Regions from separate parts of the Homo sapiens genome. Here region 2 is linked to region 1. The links are chromatin contacts, found by Hi-C in ENCODE. All regions are on one chromosome and are shown on one strand. The core of a region is the stretch at or near the end of the contact, and the rest is flanking DNA. Distances in the headings are between cores, read along the strand shown. Region 1 overlaps C1QTNF7-AS1 (C1QTNF7 antisense RNA 1). Region 2 holds the start of FBXL5 (F-box and leucine rich repeat protein 5).

Region 1 (5,287 bases), core at 1,405-3,904:
CAATTCAGAAGCACCATCCTGGCAGGGTGACTTGGTGATGGTGGAAGAAGTCAGCTTCTCCTAGTAGATCACGTCACCAATAGAATTCAGAGGAGAGGAAGCCTGCAGTCTGAAGATATTGAGGAGCAAGTCTAATGTACAACAGAATCATAGGGACAATAGGAGAAAGTGGAGACACCTGGCAAGCTCAGCGAGGAGAAGGTGAAAGAGGACTACAGAACACCCTGAAGCCAAAGGGAAAACAGGAACAAAAAAAATTTGCTGAAGAAGGACCATCGTTCCAAAGTGTCCCCTCATCTCTGACTCTTACATGAATTGGGCCTCATTTAAGATCAAAGATACCTTTCTAAAGTCCTTTGGGCCCCAGATGGTGCTCTTAGGACCACCACCTTGAATCTATATGCAGTTGACCTCAAAAAACATCTGATTATTTGGGCATGAGTGATGTACACCAAGGTGGCTGGAGAACAGACTGGAATTCCCAAACATTTTCTCAAGTTACCACCAACTGCCCTCTGGTTCAGGCTCCAACAGGGCCACTGATCATCTATCACCACAACCAAATGGCAGTTATTAATTTCGTGATACCATTTCTATAGTATCTGAATATTTATTTGCTATAAAAATGACAAGAATTATGATAAAAAGAACAGTAAAATATGACTCTTACCATTTATGAATGCTTTAGAATCAAAAGACTAAGTCCTTTATAAATGATTCAGCATTTGATTTTTTTTCCTTAGATTGGCTCAAATTTTACTTTACAGGTCATAAAATTTTAAAGCCCTGTGCATTTGGAGGTCTGGTTCAGGATGAAGACTCTTAGGCTTGGAGTCAGAAAACCCAGCTCTGATCCAACTTTTCTTGCTGTGTGACCTTGGGCAGGTAACATCTTCTCTGAGACACAGTTTTCTCCAAATGGAGTGGACAATGTATGCCCTGAGTCTTGTTCAGGCTTGTGGTGAGGAGCAAAAGGATAAAAGGGCTGAGCGTGCTTGGTAGATGAATGTACTGATTGGAAACACAAAGAACATCCGTGACCATTTATTTATTTCTAAATCACTCATTAATCTTTGCTAGTTCTTGTTGTGTTTACTATTATGAATGAATGTTAGGTGTTGCATCCCACCTTCTATTTGAAAGACCATTCTTGGCAAATGTTCAAAACAACATTTATGAGTTAATAACAGATTCGAGTTATTCCCTTCAGGATTAGATAAGTTATGCTAAAAAATAAATTCAGGGGCTTCAAAACAACAAAGGTTTACCTCCTGGTCACATTATATATTCATTGCAAAGTTTCCTTCTTGCAATCACTTGGGGCCTCAGGTTGATGGAGCAGCCACCATCTCCCATGTTGGGTCACCATAAGGGAGGAAATGCTGCTCTGGGCATCTCACCCCTGTAATTGAATGCTCAACTGAAGTGACATCACTCACTTCCGCTCACATCTTATTGGCCAGAGCTGACCACATGGCCCTCTCCCAACCTCACAGAACAAGGGAGGGCCATTCTACTGTGGGCCTGGAAGGCAGAGAACTAGAAGTTTTTAGAGAGCAGCATTTTCAATAACCACATGCACCCTCCATGGATTTGCAGTGGTAGAGCATGTTGACTGGTAGTACTGATGGAGACCACCTTTATTTGCATTATGTAACAGACTTTTATGGAGCACATCCTAGATGTCAGGGATGATGCCCAGCATGGGAGATGCAAAGTCATAGATAAGTTCTCGGTCCTAAAATGCCACACAAGAAATATGCACTGGATGTTCTGTGAGCTTCAACCAGCCACTTCATCCAGCCTGAGGAAAGGGAAATAGATTCCTGGAGGTGGTGAGTCCTACAGGAGCAGTCGAGCATGCAGAGGCTGGAAAAGAAAGGTGTTCTGGGCAATCAGGACAGCATGAGCCAGCCAAGGCATGGGTGATGCCAGCTCTGCATGTGTAGGGCCCTCCAAGCAGTATTTGCTGCTGGAGCATCAAATGGGAGATGAGATGGTCAAGAAGAGTGAACCTGGGTGGAAGGAGAACTGGTTAGAAGGTAGTGATGGCATCCAGGGAAGAGAGGGTGAGTCCTGTAATTGGGCAGTGAAGGGGATGGAGGAAGGGAGCCAGGCTCCAGAAACCATGAAATGCTGCCTTCGGCTCTGAGCTCCCGAGAAGCAGCAGAGCAGAGGGAGGGAATAACATGCAGCCAGAAGGACAGACCTGGATGCTGTGTGCACCTGCTTGGAAGCCACAACTCTTTGGTGTAAGCCCTGCTTCCCCACTTCATGGCTGTGTTACCCTGGACAAGTTATTTGCCTTCTCTGTGCTTTAGTGTCCCCATCTCAAAAGTAGGGATAATAATAGAAAACGCATAAGTCTGAGGTTATGTATATTAATACGTACAGAGGACAGGGACTGTGGTATCTGGCTGGGCTAAAGAAGTGTGGACTATCTTTTGTAGCCTCTGCAGGGGTTCCTGCCTCTCCCAGCCAGGCCAAGCCTGCTCTGCCAGCTGAAATGTCAACATGGGCGGTTCCTGTCTGAAGTCCCCACAGACAAAGGATGCTTTGCACCCAGGGGACCTGAGCAGTGTCCTTTTCTGTTTGTCTCACAGAGGCCTTCCTTTTCTGGCCGCAGCTGACCCGAGGGTGGGCGGACCCCGCAGCAGGCTCTTTTCTGCTGAGTCATCCTGCCTGGCCTGCCTGGCTGGAGTGACATAGCAGGAGGAGCTGGCTCCCCTGCAGGCTGAATCTGTCCTGGGGGTGGGGTGGGGAGGGTGGTAACATTTTATTTAGGGGGATCAAAAAGCCTCCAGATGAAACAATGGTGGTTTTTTTTTAATGGGTATGGTGGGCTGTTTGCCAAAGCTTGGCCTGCCAAATAGTGCTGGTAAAGGAGGGACTGTTGTCACTGGGTTTTTGGCCATGAATTTGCATCCTAGCAGGAGGCAGGAGGCAGCAGCCTAGGAAGGCCTGGTCTTATTTTTATCGTGTAAGAATGAGGTACCCTTTGGTAGAGTTTGTGAGAATCTGTTTCACTTCCAGAGCTACGCATGCTGAGTAATAATGATTGCTGACTTTTTTGAGCACTTGGTGTATGACAGCCTCTCTACCAAGCTTTCAAAGCATTCTTTCATTCAGTCCTTACCAGCTTGTGAACTAGGTTCTCTTCTTATTTCTGTTTAACCCACGAGGGAACTGACTTTCAGAGCGGTTAAGTCAGTTGTGTGAGGTCACGCAGCAGAAGGTGGCAGAGCAGGCAGTCTGATGCGGGGGCACAATCTCTCGATGGGTACACCTTGCAGAGGGCTGTAGGAGTTACTGGGGGCGTGTGCAGCAGGGAGTCTCACACGCAGTGGGTGTACAAGAAATAGCCTCCATCCCTTTTATCACTATTATTTATTCCTTCTAAACAAACAAACAGCAACCATTCAACATGGCGATGTGATTTTGAAGGGATGATTTTGGTCCTGCTTGAGGACATGTCTTGTGTCTTGACTCCACATCACTAGGACATGGGCAGTCTGCACACAGAGACCTCAGGAATGTGACACCCCGGCCCCCTACTTCTATTGCTTTCAGACTGTCTTGGGTTGACCTTCTTTAGTAGCAGGATGACCTTCACTCTCCATATCTTTATTTCATGGTTCAGGACTCAAATGTGTAGGTTGTAGAAATTTTACAAATTCCAGACAGGCTTACCACATTTAAAATACCACTGACAAGTGTGTAATGCCTACCTTTTTAACTCCATGTAGGTCAGCTACATAGTACTCTCAGGGAGTAAGAACTTTCCTAAAGCAACTCGGAACTGGGCCATTTTGCTTACTTGCTGGCGGCCTGATAATACCAGGGCTTCTCGGTGTTGCTAAGAGTTTCCAAGGAGAGAGATTTGCTTCTCTCCCATTTTCCCCTTCCAGGGCACCAGAATGAGCTCGCTGCTGGAGCCTAGGGCACGTTCTTCACTTGGTCACCATCAAAATAAAATTACCAAGCACGCAGGTACTGACGAAGCCTGTCACTACACAAAATTAATCATTTTAAAAAGTAAATGACCCAGTTTCCTGTGGTGTGTGTTTTTGGGGCCCAGGGAGTGCCCTTCCCCCCTCAAGTGAATTGGAGATGCCTCAGATGATGTCAGCTCACTCTGCAAGCGACAGAGAGATGGGTTGGCAAGATCTGCAGCATGAGCCTGGGATCCGGCTGCCATTTGGGCTGCTGTCGGCATCACTGTGGAGACCATTAATCTTCAACTTACGACGACTGAGCCTTCTCGGGGCATTGAGTTTTCTTGTTCTGTTTTGTTCAGCGTGGCATTCAAGATTCCTTCACAGAAATCTGTGTCGGGGCAGGAAAATGCTATGTGAATTATGTCCTTGTGAAGTCACCATCTGGCCAATATTCATCTTGCTTAGTGAAATATCAAGGACATCCTTCGGCACAGATGCTGCGGGGCAAGAACATAGCACACAAGTGACTGCAGTCATAAACCAACACGCAATCAAGTGTAATTAATGCACCTGGTGCCCACTTCAGAGTTCCAGTCCCACAGTCGCACACTGGTTGGCTTTTCCTTTTTCATATGTGGCTTTTTGTTGTTGTCAGGTTTTTTTTTTTTTCTTCCCTTTTGGGGTGGGGATAGATGTTTGCAGTTTGAATCGGCCCTGGGATCTTCAGCAGTAAATAAGTCACCATCATGGAGCTGGTGAAAATGGGAGTGTTTGTGTGCATTCAAGAAGCTGCATCACATGCAAACCGTACAATACTGAGCAGCATTCTGTGCCTTGAAAAGGCCATTGTCCCGTGCGTCTGGAATCCGTTCTCCTGTTGACACTCACTGGCTTTTGAAGGCCAGGTCCAGATACTGGCCTCCAAGTGCTTTTGTGCCAGATGGAAGAAGGGAAGGGATCCAAAACTTGGAAAAATAAAAGATAAAAACACAAAACAGTCCCCCATGACTTCTCTATCAGCAGGATTTCATAGCCTCCTTCCCCCTTTTCCACACTGGTCTTGACCTGGTGGTGTTTTAAAGTGGTGATGGGAGAGGAAGAGCAGCATTTTGCCTCACTGGAACTGAAATTCTGGAAGCTGTGAATCCTTTCTTTGGATGGAGACCTGGGGGTTAACTAGTGGGGCAAAGGTGGGGAGCAGAAGTTGCAGAAGAGAAACAGTGATATGAGGGCTCCTTATAACCCAAGAGCCATGTAAGTAAGGCATGGGGATATGGGAGGCAGGGGGGCCTTTACCTGGGGTTCAGGGACACATAAGGAAAGTGACCTGGGCTCACTTGCAGTGTTTC
Region 2 (5,287 bases), core at 1,160-3,659, 510 kb before region 1:
TTCAGTAAAGTCAGTCATTTATTTTGGATATATCAGGTGATTAATTGCTACATAATTCAGCATATGGAGCTAATGTTAATAGCTTTCCATGGGAAAAATTACTCACAGGGATTATTTTTAAAATCACTTTCTTTCATTTTGTCATCTAAAACAAATTCCTTGAAATGGCCAGTGTCCAAAGTGGCTGTTACTACTTTTCAGCTGATTATAGAGCTTCAAATCTGGGTTACAGTGAAACTGTGTGGATGGACTTTTTTTGTTGTTGTTGCCAAATACCTTTTTAATGTGTCTGGTTCTACAGATGGATACACTAGTGAACAGCACAGACACAAACAGTTGATTGGACAAGACAACATAGCATATTAAACATTAGTAAAAATGAGGAAATTACACAGTGCTATGAACTACCCTCATTCTTTTTTCCAACATATTTACTGAATACTCACTTTATGACAGACATCATTCTAAGTGCTGAGGATAAAACAAAGTGCATGTTCTCATGGAGCTCATTTCTCTATATAACTGGTTCACCTGAGGTCTGATTCTGCATTCCAAGATAGCTGGAGTGAAAGATTAGTATGAGGTAAAGAAATAGAGGGTAAATAAGAAAATGCTCTCTGGAGGTTATTAAAAAATATAGAGGCAAAGTCCTGGCAAAAGAACGAGAAACGGGGTGAAAGGGAGAAGGAGGAAGAGAGAAATTAATCTTTATCAAATATTTTATTATTATTCTATTTCTTAAGCCTTATTCCTGCTTCTTAAGACAGACTGTGAATAAGCCATCTCTGTATCCCAACTAATGCAATGACTCTGGGGGTACTGTCAGATCCAGATTTATATGACAGATTTTTGACTTACTAATTTGTGGGACCCTAGGCAACTACTAGAATGTCTTGAAGACTTAATTTCCTGCAGCACTACCTCATAGAGTTGCTTTAAAAAAGTATTACTAGCTTACAGACGGTACTGTTATAAGTGCTTCAAATATATAAATCCTCATAAAGATTCTGAGGTAGGTATTATTAGCTTCATTTCATGTCAGAGCAAACTGAGGCATAAAGAAGTCATATAGCTTGTTAACGGTTGTATAGCTAGTGTCTGGCAAAACCAGGAATCTTAACTTCCAGAGTCTGTGGTTTAACCACTGTTCACACTGTCTATAATAGCATATAGTAATATAAGATTAGAACTAAATAGGGTGCATTCCACTGCAAAGTTCTTTCTCACCTTCTTCTACTCCATTATTTGTTGACTATTTACTGATCCCCATGTTGTCTTGCAACTGTGATAGATAATAGAGAACAAGGGTGAACACAGCATATCTGGTTCTTGCCCTCCTGGAGGTTCTGGCCATTAAGCAAATAACAATTCCTCCCAAGGTTCTCAGGCTTCCCTGTTTTCTCCTATTTCTCTATCTGTCCAGCAGTACTCCAGCCAACCAATCTAAGACTGACCGGCGTGAGCAGAGAACAGAGTCTCCAGGAGGTCTGTGGCCAGGGCCAGGCGATTTATGGGAAAGAGGCAGACATTTTCCTGGGTTAGTGACCTTGTTTTCTCTCCGAACCTCCGCTTAAAATGGCGGGATTTGTACCAAGGTTCTTTCCCGCACCAACCTTCCATTATTCACCCTTCTCCCCACCCCCAAGGCCCGTCGGGCCTATCCCTGACCCGCGTTCCTGCACTTGAGGTGCATTTCCGCACCTGGATCCCCAGATACTGTTTTTCCCCCACGTTGAGTCTCCCGAATTTCACGAGAACTCTCTCTCGCGGTCTCTGCCCCGCCCCTCGCACCCAGGCCCCGCGCCCGCTGTGGGCTGCCGCCCGGGACCGAAGCTCTCAGAGCCCGCAGCTCTGGTTCACCAACCGCTGGGTGGGAGCCAGGCCCGGCCTTTGAGTGGCGGCCGGGGTGGTCTGCGCTCGGCCCCAGGAAAAATCTGGCACGGGCCAATCGCAGGGAGGCGAAGGGCAGCTCCGGAGGTCCTGGCCAGAAGCATTGGTCACCCAGGCCAAGCAGGCGTCGGGGCGTGGGCACAAGCAGAGCTCGCGGCCCTGACCGCGGCCATTGTGCTTGGCTGCCTCTCCTCAAGGCCGTGGTGGGCAGGGCAGCAACGGGAGAAGCGCCGAGAGCGCCACTGCAACGACTTTCCCCTACCCTCAGCTACTGTGCTTTCATGTAGTGAAAGAAACAGGGAAAAGGTTTGGGTTCCTTCTGCGGCTTATGAAGACGACAAAAAACGAAAAGAGTGGGGGCGGGAGGCAGAAGCCGCGAGCCTCTGCGCGCGCCCGGTCACGTGGGCCGCAGGGATCGCATGGCGGCGGCCTGCGCGCCCCCGCGTCCCCGCCGGCCAAGCCGACCGGGCGCGCGCGCCGACGGGGCGGGCGCATGCGCAAGGGGGCGCGCCGCCTCTGCCCCGCGGCGAGGGTGTCTATGGAGAGGCGGCGGCCGCGGCTGCTGAGGCGGAGGCTGAGGCAGTGGCGATGGCGCCCTTTCCTGAAGAAGTGGACGTCTTCACCGCCCCACACTGGCGGATGAAGCAGCTGGTGGGGCTCTACTGCGACAAGGTAACGGAGCGCTGAGCCTCCCGCTGTGGGCGGTGCGGGCGGCGATGGGGAGCGGGCTGGGTTCTTGGGGCGGCCTGGCCTGCGCCGCGCCCGCAGCCCCGTGCCGTCGCCGCGCGAGTAGCCGCCTGCGCAGCTGTCAGCGCCGCCCGCTCCCGCAGCCTGCCCGCCCGCTGCGAGGCCTTCGCAGAGCCGGCCTGGCCGCCGCCTCGGACGTGCTCTCGGGGCGGGCGGCGTCCCCTGCCGAGGGCCTGGCGGCTGAGGAGGGGCGCTACCGGCGTCACTGGCCGCCCTCGGGCCGGCCCCACCGCCGCGCTGGGACTCCCGCTGCTGCCTCTAAGGAGAGCGGCCCTACCTCCTCGAAGCCCTGGGTGCCCCGGCCGGCCACCTGCGGTGGACTCCCATCTGCACCGAGTAGTTGTTCCCGTCCCCCGTCACTCCCCCGGGCCTGTTCGGGGCTCTCCGTGCAGACACCCACCCATCCTCTGCACCTCTCGCTGGCTTCCTGGCTGGAACTGCAGCGTCTCCCAGCTACCCGGTTCCTTTTACCCCCGGCTTTCTTCACTGGTTTGATTTGGGAGAAAAGCCAAGTTTAGAACTGAAGAACCTTCACTCTTCATGTGTCGTTATCGTTTTCCTTGCAACTTTTATTGCCCTGAACACTTACTGGATGTAGATTTTGTTATAAGACAGCAATTCTCTCTTGGATTTCTTTATATGAGCTCGAATAAAGGGGGCCTCAGGAAAAGTTGGTTTAACTGTGAGAACCATTTTGGGCCCATAATTGGTGCAGCATAAGCTGAAGAGGCACTTTTGTGGAGATGGTTCAGGGCCCTTTGCTAGTGATTTTAAAACAATATTAACATTCCACGTATTTGTCAGTTTATGTTGGGGAAAGTCATGGATATCTGCAAACCTCAGGCAGTCCCGTTTCTTGTGGAAATGATCCAACTAAATAAAGCATTCAAATGACTACTGTTTAAGCATAGAAATCAACTTTTAGGAATTCTCAGAAATTGCATAGCATTATGCAGAACCATTGTCTACAGAAAAGAGGGGTGTTTCATAGCTCAGCCAGGCGATTGGAGGATGCCCAGGGTATTCACTGTTAGGCCACACTCAAGACCAGCAATTTAAAGCAGTGACGTTGAATTTCAAATCTTAGCACTCCATCTTCTCCCTCCCTCCATTCTGAAAATTTAGAAACACCCAGTTCACATGAGTTGGAAACACCAGGACTGTCTAGGACAATGGTTTGCAACCTTGGTTGCTTATTAGCCTTAAACTAAAAACTATTAGAAGTCCTGATGTCTAGGTCACTAAAATTAGGATTTCACCCAGACATCAGGTATAAATGATTAAAGCTCTCCATTTGAGTGCAGTATGCAGCTGAGGGTGAGAACCACTCATCTAGGAGAAGCATGAGGAATGGTTAAGCCATTAAGCAAGAGGGTATATCCCTGAATTTTTTACTTAGCAGTATTATAGTGTTTTTATCCTCTCTGGCTTTTGAATATCGTTCATTCAGACACCATTCTTTAATAGCAGGAAAGAAAAAAAAAATGGTCTCAAAAATCGAAAGTGGAAGTGAAGACTAACAGAATCCAAGGTTTTCTCTCCACTTTAGACTGTGGAGAGGTAGCCTAGGATCACCTGAAATTATATGGAAAATTTTGTGCGTGTGTCCATTTTCCTAGGGTGTTTGTAGCTTTCATCGATTTCCAGATGATTGTGACCTCCCAAAATAAAGAATCACAATTTAATTTACTTGCAGACTAAGGCTAAGCAGCCTTATTTTAAAATTTTCAAGAAGTTAGTCGCTCTTTTTCTGTCTCTTCCTGGTGGTTGAGAGTATTTGAACAAATTTTGAAAATGCAGTTGCTTTTTTACAAGATATCTGAGCCAAGAGTCTTTTCAGTAATGTTCCCACTTGCATAACTAGTTTAATAAAGCATTTTCAATTTGACATGGTGTAAGTCAAAATTATTACTAATTCTGAATTAATTAGATATAGTTAATGAGATTGTTGTATACGTTTATCACGAAGATTAAAAGTCCAATTTTCTGAACTGAAACTGAGGCGATTTAGGGAAAAAAAAATGCATAGGAATTTTACATCTGGATTTCTTCTTGATACTGATAGCCAATGGAAATCTCTCTTAGGATGTCCTTTGGGAGCTAGAGTGGAAAATAAGTATTTTGTAATGGTTCAGTAATCTTAAAGGAATTAAAGGAAGAGTACCTTGTTTGTTTTTATCCATTTATCATCTCACGTTTTGCCATCCTTTGGTTGTATAGACCAAGGATATCCAACCAAACAGTTTACAATAAAACTATATAAAATGAGAACTAGTTTTTATGCTCAGACTAAAAAGGTACAAAATAGTTATTTCACTGTACAAATTTGGGCTCTGAATGCCCAGTTATTATCAAGAAGTCAGTTACTATTTTCAATATTGAACTTCTCAAGTAGAATGTATTTTAGAAGCATCCATTTATTTACTAGCATCAAGTAAACCACTTATATGCTTAAGCCAGTTAGTATAATGTATTCCAAAGTTATGTTAGTCTACTTATTTTTTAGGTATAAAGGTGAATAGGATGAGAAAATAAATTTTCAAAAGCTGACAGATGTATGTCTTAGACCATTTTAAATATTGCTGTACAATACCCGATTTAATACTTTGCCCATGGATTTCTTTTTACATCTGTAAAAAGTTTTATGGAA

The links. A loop is a pair of places that touch in the nucleus more often than their neighbours do. Pooled maps may share reads with other maps.
Region 2: a map of Right ventricle myocardium inferior shows a loop between it and region 1 (3-fold over the local background). The contact joins the promoter of FBXL5 here to the enhancer-like site in region 1. A Hi-C loop is called at or near these places in 1 of 168 maps with a recorded cell type or tissue (Right ventricle myocardium inferior), 2 of 37 single-sample maps with no recorded cell type and 3 of 50 pooled maps.

What each region holds. Positions count from the first base shown.
Region 1 is chr4:15,147,403-15,152,689 of GRCh38, reverse strand. All of the region lies in intron 2 of C1QTNF7-AS1 (C1QTNF7 antisense RNA 1), which reads left to right. Among named protein-coding and RNA genes, the nearest start is that of CPEB2, 150 kb to the right of the region's middle. RefSeq lists enhancers at 2,482-2,621, 1,757-2,713, 1,679-2,878, 2,714-3,670. Within about 2 kb of position 2,654, at least 19 of the 41 ENCODE cell types and tissues checked have a DNase peak (open chromatin) inside an H3K27ac peak, as active enhancers do.
Region 2 is chr4:15,652,479-15,657,765 of GRCh38, reverse strand. It overlaps FBXL5 (F-box and leucine rich repeat protein 5), which reads left to right and starts at 2,409. Exons shown (of 11, transcript NM_012161.4): 1 at 2,409-2,562. The coding sequence starts at 2,479. It also overlaps a transcript of FAM200B not described here. RefSeq lists an enhancer at 1,885-2,004 and silencers at 2,305-2,414, 2,339-2,516, 2,655-2,724, 2,755-2,974.